Linked DNA regions of Mus musculus: region 1 is linked to region 2. A link is a loop called in an ENCODE intact Hi-C map of the cell type or tissue named here. Cell type or tissue: left cerebral cortex. All regions are shown on one strand. Region 1 overlaps Trappc13 (trafficking protein particle complex 13). Region 2 overlaps Ppwd1 (peptidylprolyl isomerase domain and WD repeat containing 1).

Evidence for each region. Hi-C counts contacts between places; a loop is a spot of excess contacts. Peaks named below come from ENCODE experiments on the same cell type or tissue, not always from the same donor. Only the 100,000 strongest peaks of a DNase experiment are listed, where the experiment ranks them.
Region 1: it touches region 2 in a loop (2.5-fold over the local background); 2 of 42 quality-filtered maps call a loop at or near these places.

What each region holds. Positions count from the first base shown.
Region 1 is chr13:104,146,418-104,150,417 of GRCm38, forward strand. Trappc13 (trafficking protein particle complex 13) reads right to left here. Exons shown (of 13, transcript NM_001093759.1): 9 at 3,633-3,766; 10 at 1,667-1,865; 11 at 827-927. Among named protein-coding and RNA genes, the nearest start is that of Shld3, 30 kb to the right of the region's middle. In left cerebral cortex, no CTCF peak of the experiment used is centred here; a DNase peak (open chromatin) is centred at 2,195.
Region 2 is chr13:104,215,642-104,219,641 of GRCm38, forward strand. It overlaps Ppwd1 (peptidylprolyl isomerase domain and WD repeat containing 1), which reads right to left. Exons shown (of 11, transcript NM_172807.4): 6 at 1,448-1,638. Among named protein-coding and RNA genes, the nearest start is that of Ppwd1, 11 kb to the right of the region's middle. In left cerebral cortex, no CTCF peak of the experiment used is centred here; no DNase peak of the experiment used is centred here.

The sequences.
Region 1 (4,000 bases), 69 kb before region 2:
CAGTGCTTCATGAACAGCGTGGTGGTGCCCACCTGTGATCCTACCTAGCACCTGGGAAGTGCGAGTAGGAAGTTCAAGGGCCTCCTCGGCTTTCGAGAAGCTTAGTGCCAGGCCGGATTGGAGACACTGTCTCAAATAACAACTGTAGCAGTAAATGTAGCTTCACAGAGAGTCAGGCCTTTCTGTATTTGAAGGCTATTTCCTATTTCCTTAAATCTAAGTGCTTGACTGAATATGAGAGTGAAGTGATCACACGGGTATTCTGAAAGAGCTGTAGTTCATTGCTGTAATATTACTGCAAGACCCAAACTAACAGTATACTGCAAATCATATAAGAACCATCAACTTGACCTGGCTGGGATGTAATTCTAGGCTTTATATCTTTTAAGTTATATATCCTTTGCTTCTTCTGTTGACTGCCAAAACTGCTTAACAGCTGGGGGAGGGGTGGATGTCTTTAATGCCATCACTCCAGGAGACACAGGCCATTGGATCTCTATTAACAACATCAGCCTGGTCTACATAGTAGTTCCAGGCAAGCAAGGATACACAGGGAGACCTTGTCTCAAAAACAAGGGCAGGGCCAGCCTGGGCTACATAACAAAACTGTCTTAGAGAACACTACCAAAGAAAATAGGCAAAAGGTAAAAAAGTCAGAATCAATTTCTAACCTATATGCTTTTTCTTGTTAATATTAAAGAAATTATCACAGAAGTTATCAGAGAAATGTATCTGTCACCGCGGAAGACCCTGCTGGCTCATTCTTTAGTACTATGACATGGGAAGGAAGTATAAACAGATGCCCATCTCCACGCATTGGCATTACCTGCAGTTTGTGATTTTACAGGTAATATGGAAAGGTTCTTCTAGGTTTACAGTGTCTGGGATGGCCTCTAAAGACAGCCTAACATCCCCATAACCTGGAGCCTGTGAAAAAAAGTAACAGTAAAAACACATAATTAGAAAAACCTTTCACGGTTAATGAAGGTGTCTGCACCTTTACTCAACAGACACAGCTGGCGCTCTGAGAACAGACCGCGGCTCTGGCCTAGTCTCTCACTCTAACCTCTTTTGCTGTGACCTCAGCTACAAGGACCCTGCAGGCCTGGACTGTTTCCGATACAATTACTCCAGACTCAGTAGAATTAAGACGAATCTTGCCTCTAGACAAGAAATGAGTTAGGATTTAGGGGATCTGATCTCAAAGTGTTGTCCAGTTCCAGACCAACCAGGGATGCACATGACAGCCCATTTTAAAACAAAAACAACAGCAGTGTGGACTGAGTTGGTAAGTGCCATAATCCTACGAAGTTCAGGACATCTCCCAGAATGCCTCACTGTAATGAGCATCAAATGAGCAGTGAGCATGGCTTAGAGAGATAAGAATAACTCATACGCAGTTATCTTAAGTCCTGTTTGGTGAAATTACCACCACCACCAAAAACAACCAAAAAAAAAAAAGAGACAAAAAACTTATGTACTAAATAGAAACAAACACCTGAACGCGTTTTCCATTAATCTCAGCACTAGTTTTCTACCTATGGATCAACACAACTCTTAGGATTTTCTAGACATGAGTGATTCATGGCCTCTGCTCTTCAGTGTTGAGGTGTAAGACTCACCTGCCCTCTCACACCAACCCACACTCAATGTTTTCTGGACTCACCATCCTTTGAAGCTGGCTGGTCTGTAACCGTCCCCTTTCACCTAGATTTGTTTTCCACACTATATCCAGTTTCCCAATTACTGTCACTCCCTTAATTATGCCGGCTTTTTCTGCAAATTCCTTCTTGGGCTTTAGGCAGTATAAGTATTGGCGTGTATCCATTGGCTGCAAATATCCTCTGGACCCAAATGTAGATATGCTGGCCAGTGTAGAAATAGACAGAAAAATATATTAAGTATCTTTTTGAAGGCAACACTATTCATACAGTTAATTCTTTTGGGCAATTTGCTGCCCAGATACCTAGGAGTGGTCAGAGGTTTCAACCCAAATGAAAAGAAACATCTGCCTGGTGAGACAGTGTTTTCAAAGAGCGTGGGCAACTTAATAAGACTCTGTCTCAAAAGTGAAAAAGAAGCTGTGCTATCACAGTGATCAGCACTTGTCCAGCATATGTGAGGCGCTGGCTCTTCCCCAGCACTCTCTCTCCATGACAAAGGAAGAAAGCACGGGATAGAGAGAAAACAGCTTAAACACCAGCAACATGTTCTTTCTCTGTGTGGAGCTGGGACAGAGCCCAGGGTGCTGAACATGCCAGGCAAGTGCTGTTCCATTATCTACACTGCCACCCTTGAGATACACTGCCCTAACTTTAGGAATTGCTTTCAAAATGAAGAAAGAATGGAAACTTGTTTTCTCAGTGAAAGTCACGGAGAGGATTAACTTTTCAGTATCTAACCACCATATGAGGATGTCATTACTAAGAGAATCAGCCACCCACCCAGCTATTACTTCCTCATCTGCATTAATAATACACTTATTTGTCCCTTATTTTCCAAAATAGCAATAGAAAGACATTCTACTTTTCATAAATCATTAAATCATCCACTGTGATGTCCATTTCTTCTTATACTGAGATATTTTTTGTCAAATTCACGCTCACCCTAACATTAATTCCTAGCATCTTTTCCACTGCCCTTCCCATGTTTAGGTTTATCACTTGCAGGGTAACAATCATTAGCTTCAGATGGATCTGGATGAAGTCTGAAAGGTAAGAGGAGGAGTACAACCGGGCGATGGGGCACACGCCTTGATTCCCTGCTCAGGAGGCAGAGACAGGCAGGTCAGCCTGGGCTACAGACAGGCAGGTCAGCCTGGGCTACAGACAGAGACAGGCAGGTCAGCCTGGGCTACAGACAGGCAGGTCAGCCTGGGCTACAGACAGGCAGGTCAGCCTGGGCTACAGACAGGCAGGTCAGCCTGGGCTACAGACAAAGTGCAACTCAAGATGAGGGAAGGTGGGCTCTTTACTTTTACAGAGGGATGTACAAGCAGGTGTGAGGAGAACTCTTTAGTAATGGCAGACATGTGCTACTATGGACTTGGCCAATCTTACACTGTGTACATCACACACAGTAGACTTCAACTATGGACTTTGCTTGTGTTAGGAATCGATACTGGCCCAAAGGATCGTAAAATGTGCCACATTAACACAAGACAGGAGAGCTGGGTTCATGGAGTGTGATGCACCCTGGGAAGATGTGGCAGAAGCTAGCTTGAGCCTAGCCTGGCAACGTGGAGGGAGCCTGGCTCTAAAACAAATGCACTCGAGGAAACAAAAACCAAGAGGAGAAAGAAACTGACTGGCGAGGAGGGCTTGCTTGTGGGACCTCTGCTTTTTTTTTTTTTTTTTGTCCCCGAGACAGGGTTTCTCTGTGTAGCCCTGGCTGTCCTGGAACTCACTCTGTAGACCAGGCTGGCCTCGAACTCAGAAATCTGCCTGCCTCTGCCTCCCGAGTGCTGGGATTAAAGGCGTGTGCCACCACGCCCGGGGGACTTCTGCTTTCTTAGGAAGGTTTTGATTAATCTAAAATTTCTCTAAAACATTTCCATCAATTATTATAAAATAAATCTATTACACTAGAAAAGCCTGCATCTTTCCAAATAATAGCAAACATTTCGTACTCACCATTCTCCAGCCTGGGTCACCGAGTTTAATTCTGTTACATTGTACATTATTGATGGCTCTAGTGAAACTTTCTCCATAAACATTGGTGAGGTTGTAATATTCTGAATTTGTGCTTCAAGAAATACTTCATCAGTCTGAGGATATGGAAAAAAAAATCCACCAAAATGTCACCATATTTAAAGTATTAACCTTAATAAAAATATCTTACTTATATAAAAAGTATTAACCACAAATGTGATTAGTTCATGCCTGCAAATCAAAATTATCACAATTAATGCAAGAAAAGAAATCTTCCTCCTAACATAATAAACAGGAGCAAAGTGAGGTGTTAGTCCACAGATGCCCTGTCAAACAATGGATGTGGGATA
Region 2 (4,000 bases):
TAATGTATAATACCGAGGGGACCTTAGTGTAAACAATGGGTAGGCGTTAGGTGATGTGATATGTCAATGTAGGTTTCTATTACTTTTCATGGAGCTGTAAGAGCTGTCAGAGAATATATGGGAAAACTGTACCTTCTCCCCTATTTTGTTGTGAGCCTACAACTGCGTTTAAAGTCCTATTAAAGATAAAACAGACTTTGGGGCTGGGAAGATAGCTTAGTGGCTAAAAGGATCTGGGTTCAGTTCCTAAGGCCACAGCCTTGTAAGCACAGATCAGTAACTCTGCTGAGGGGAAGGGAGAGAGAGGGAAAGGCAAAGGCAGGCAGATCTTTGGAGCTCACTGGCTAGCAAGTCTAGCCAAAATAGGTGAACTTCAAGTTCAGCAAGAGACACTGTTTCAAAAAAAATTAAGGTAGAGTGCTATAAAGACAGTTAACTTGATTTCTGGCACATGCACACATCCACAAATAAAGCAGAGCCAAATCAACATTAATACAATTATTCCTCTGTACCAATGGGTTCTACAGCTTAGATTCAAACTTCAGACTAAAAATACTTTGTTTTAAATCATCTATACTGAACATGTATAGAATTTTTCCTTGTCCTTATTCCATAAACAATATAGTACAATATAGTATTTTATTTAGATAAAATTTATAATATGAATTATGAGTAATCTACACATGATTTAAGTATAGTAGTAGATGTACTTTATATGAGGGACTACTTGAATATCCTTAGAGTTTGGAATCACAAGGTATCCTGGTAAAAACCTCACACACACCAAAAGTTGAGTGTAAAGTTTTAACCTGTTCCTATTATTATAACTCTTTTACAAGCTTTCAATGATTTTATGTTACTAAGAACTACAAGATTAATCTATTTATATCTAGGAATGTATGGAACAAGAATTTTCTTAAAATATTCTTTAAGTTCTTTTCCTTCTATTCAGACATAGTATCTGATTGTAGATACTCTGTACTAACACCAAATGGGTTATTTGCACAAAAGACTTACTGTGGTTTTATGCATTTTAGCCCTGCCTTTATGTCTAGCAGGATGTAATGCTGAATTCTGTGGTTAAAATATTTGGCAACATTTAACACGAGCCTGGATAATTTAAATCAATAAGCAAAACACAGACTCAACCTTGTTTTTTTTTTTTTTTTTTTTAAAGAAAAAAAAGAAAAACTGCGCTTCCCCCCCCCCAACTTTGAAATTATGCATATCTTCTTTCCATTTATTTTATAAACACGAGTGGAAACTTTTTACATAAGATTATAAACAACTGAGAGACCACAGAAAGATCCAGTCAAAACATTTGGTTAAGTTTAGGCTTTTGGGACCTTTCCACTCTCTTTGGAGCAAACAAGACTCTCATTGTTCCCCCGATGGGTGAAAGATCCCAATAACTGCATTTAAAATACATAAATCATGGAGACCTTACCGATTCGTTTCTACATTTATTACTTTAATGCCCAGCATCGTTCCGTACAGCACGAAGTGTCCGGTTTCATCAAAAACGATGTTAACTAATCTTACAGCATCCACTTTCTCCAGCTCACGTTCTACAGCCATTCGTCGGCCAAATTCCATGTCTGGTAGTTGTTGCCTCATCTGCTGCAGTTCAGTAAACATCTAGGAAATAAACTACGCATTAACAACATAACTACGTACATATATAATCACACGTACATATATAAATTTCAACTGAGCACTAAATAGAAAAGGAACACATTGAGAGCCAGTAAGAAGTTGTATAGTCACATAATTTTAGAGGCATTCTAAACCCTATGAACAGAAAGTTAAAGAAGACTTCAATTGTTGACTTCAATCACAAATAGTTTAAGCCCAATGTGGGTTGTCCCTGGCTGTAATTCCTTCAGTCTAAATTCAAAGGCAGCAGCACTATGAGCTCTATGCTAGCCTGGCTACACAGTGAGTGTAATCCAGTCTCAAACAAAACAACATACAAATAGCAAATCTGTGCTTCAGGTGTGTAGCTTACTTAAGGGTTAAGTGCTCAAGGCCCTGGGTTTGATCCCTATCAACCCCTACCCTCAAACACACTATACTAATAGTCATTGATTTTTCTAACTGAAGAAACAAACACACTAAACCAGTTGGATTATATAACTAGTGCTTTCTTTACAAAAATGATACGCCTGCCCTTTAGAAGCCTCAGAGTAGTAGCACTTTCAATGAAATATAATGCAATTTACATAAACAATTAAAATTTTTAGTAGGTATATTATATAAGTCAAGTTTTTTTTTTTTTAATTCAACCTACTAAACATAAAATATTACCATTTCGGGGCTGGAGAGATGGCTCAGTGGTTAAGAGCACTGACTGCTCTTCCAAAGGCCCTGAGTTGAAATCCCAGCAACCACATGGTGGTTTACAACCATCCGTAATGAGATCTGACTCCCTATTCTGGAGTATCTGAAGACAGCTACAGTGTAACTACATATAATAAATAAATAAATATTTTTAAAAATCACCATTTCTATAACAGTTAATAAATAGAAAAACATTTTTCTATTACTGCTTTGGAATATTCTATGTATAGTACTTTTGGCTTATGTCTATTTGGTCTAGATAAAACAAGGAGTCAAGTTACATGGCAGCTGGACCTGCTAGTCTATACCTGTAATCTCAGCATTTCGGAAGATGAGGCAGAATAGCCTGGGCTACACAGGAAGTTTCAGGCCAGCAGAGATGACAGGGTAAACCCCTTTCCTCACCTCCCACAAACAAGCAAACAAAGTGAATCACTTGAATAGTAGCAATTCATAACAGGCAATTCAGCTACACATAGCCTGAAAAATCTTGTATAAGAATCATGAAAACAATATATGATAAATATTAAATTTTGTTGAATAACTTTTCAATAAAGTTATGTCTGTATGTGTGTCATGTATATTTATGTGGGTGCCTGTGGAGGCCAAAAGAGAACGGAATATCTCTTGGAACTGGAGACACAGGTAGCTATGAACTGTCTAACATGGGTACTGGCAACTGAATTTGGGTCCTACGCAAGAACAGTAAAGCACTCTTGACCACTGAGGAGTCTCTCCAGCCCTGTTGAGTAACTCTATCTTGCTATATCAAAATTAGGACATCAGAAACTGTTTCAAGTTATTTTGATATGAGCAGTTAATTAATATTAGATGGATGTGTTTAGAAAACAATGATTTTTAGGGGAACCCTTTATAGCTTGGGAATTTGGTTTACTTTTGATATTTAATGCACCATTTTCAAGATGTGGGTTACATCATTAATACTTTGTGTTAGTACTCCAAGAACCTTACAGAAGATAGGATCTTATTATTCAGCATTTCAGACATGTGGAACATCAGACAGTAGCTAACACTTTTATTATGGATGATAATAAGCTAGACTTACATCTCATTTACTTATATATGTTTCGTGTTTATGTTAACTAAAATCTCAGCTTTTTCTAGACAAAGGAAGAAAAATAAATATACAGAACTACAAAAACAAGAGGTATCTTCAAAGCCTGAGTCTGACTACAGGACCTTACAGTTCAGCGCTCATGTCTGATATCGTCAAAGCCTGAGTCTGACTACAGGACCTTACAGTTCAGCGCTCATGTCTCTAGCTACTGCTTATTTATGTGCCCACATTTGCCTAGAAAGCTGGACTACTTTTTAGTAGTGGGAGAGTCATAATTATTTTTGCTGAAGACTTACTTAGCTTTCAAGATATAAGTTCTACAGACAGTCATCTATTCATATAAATACATTTCATAAATATCCAATTTGGTAAACGCCTCGATAGAATCTTTTTACAATATTCTGGCATTCACAGCTTGGCCTCTGTGATTCACAACTGCACTGATACATGCAATGATCCTGAATATCTCAGCTAATAAATACTAACAGATAAAATCTCACATTCAATCTGTTATACTAGACTAGTTAAACAGTCTTAAATCACTGCAGTTCTTTCACTCACTCTAGGCAGCCATCTCCCAAA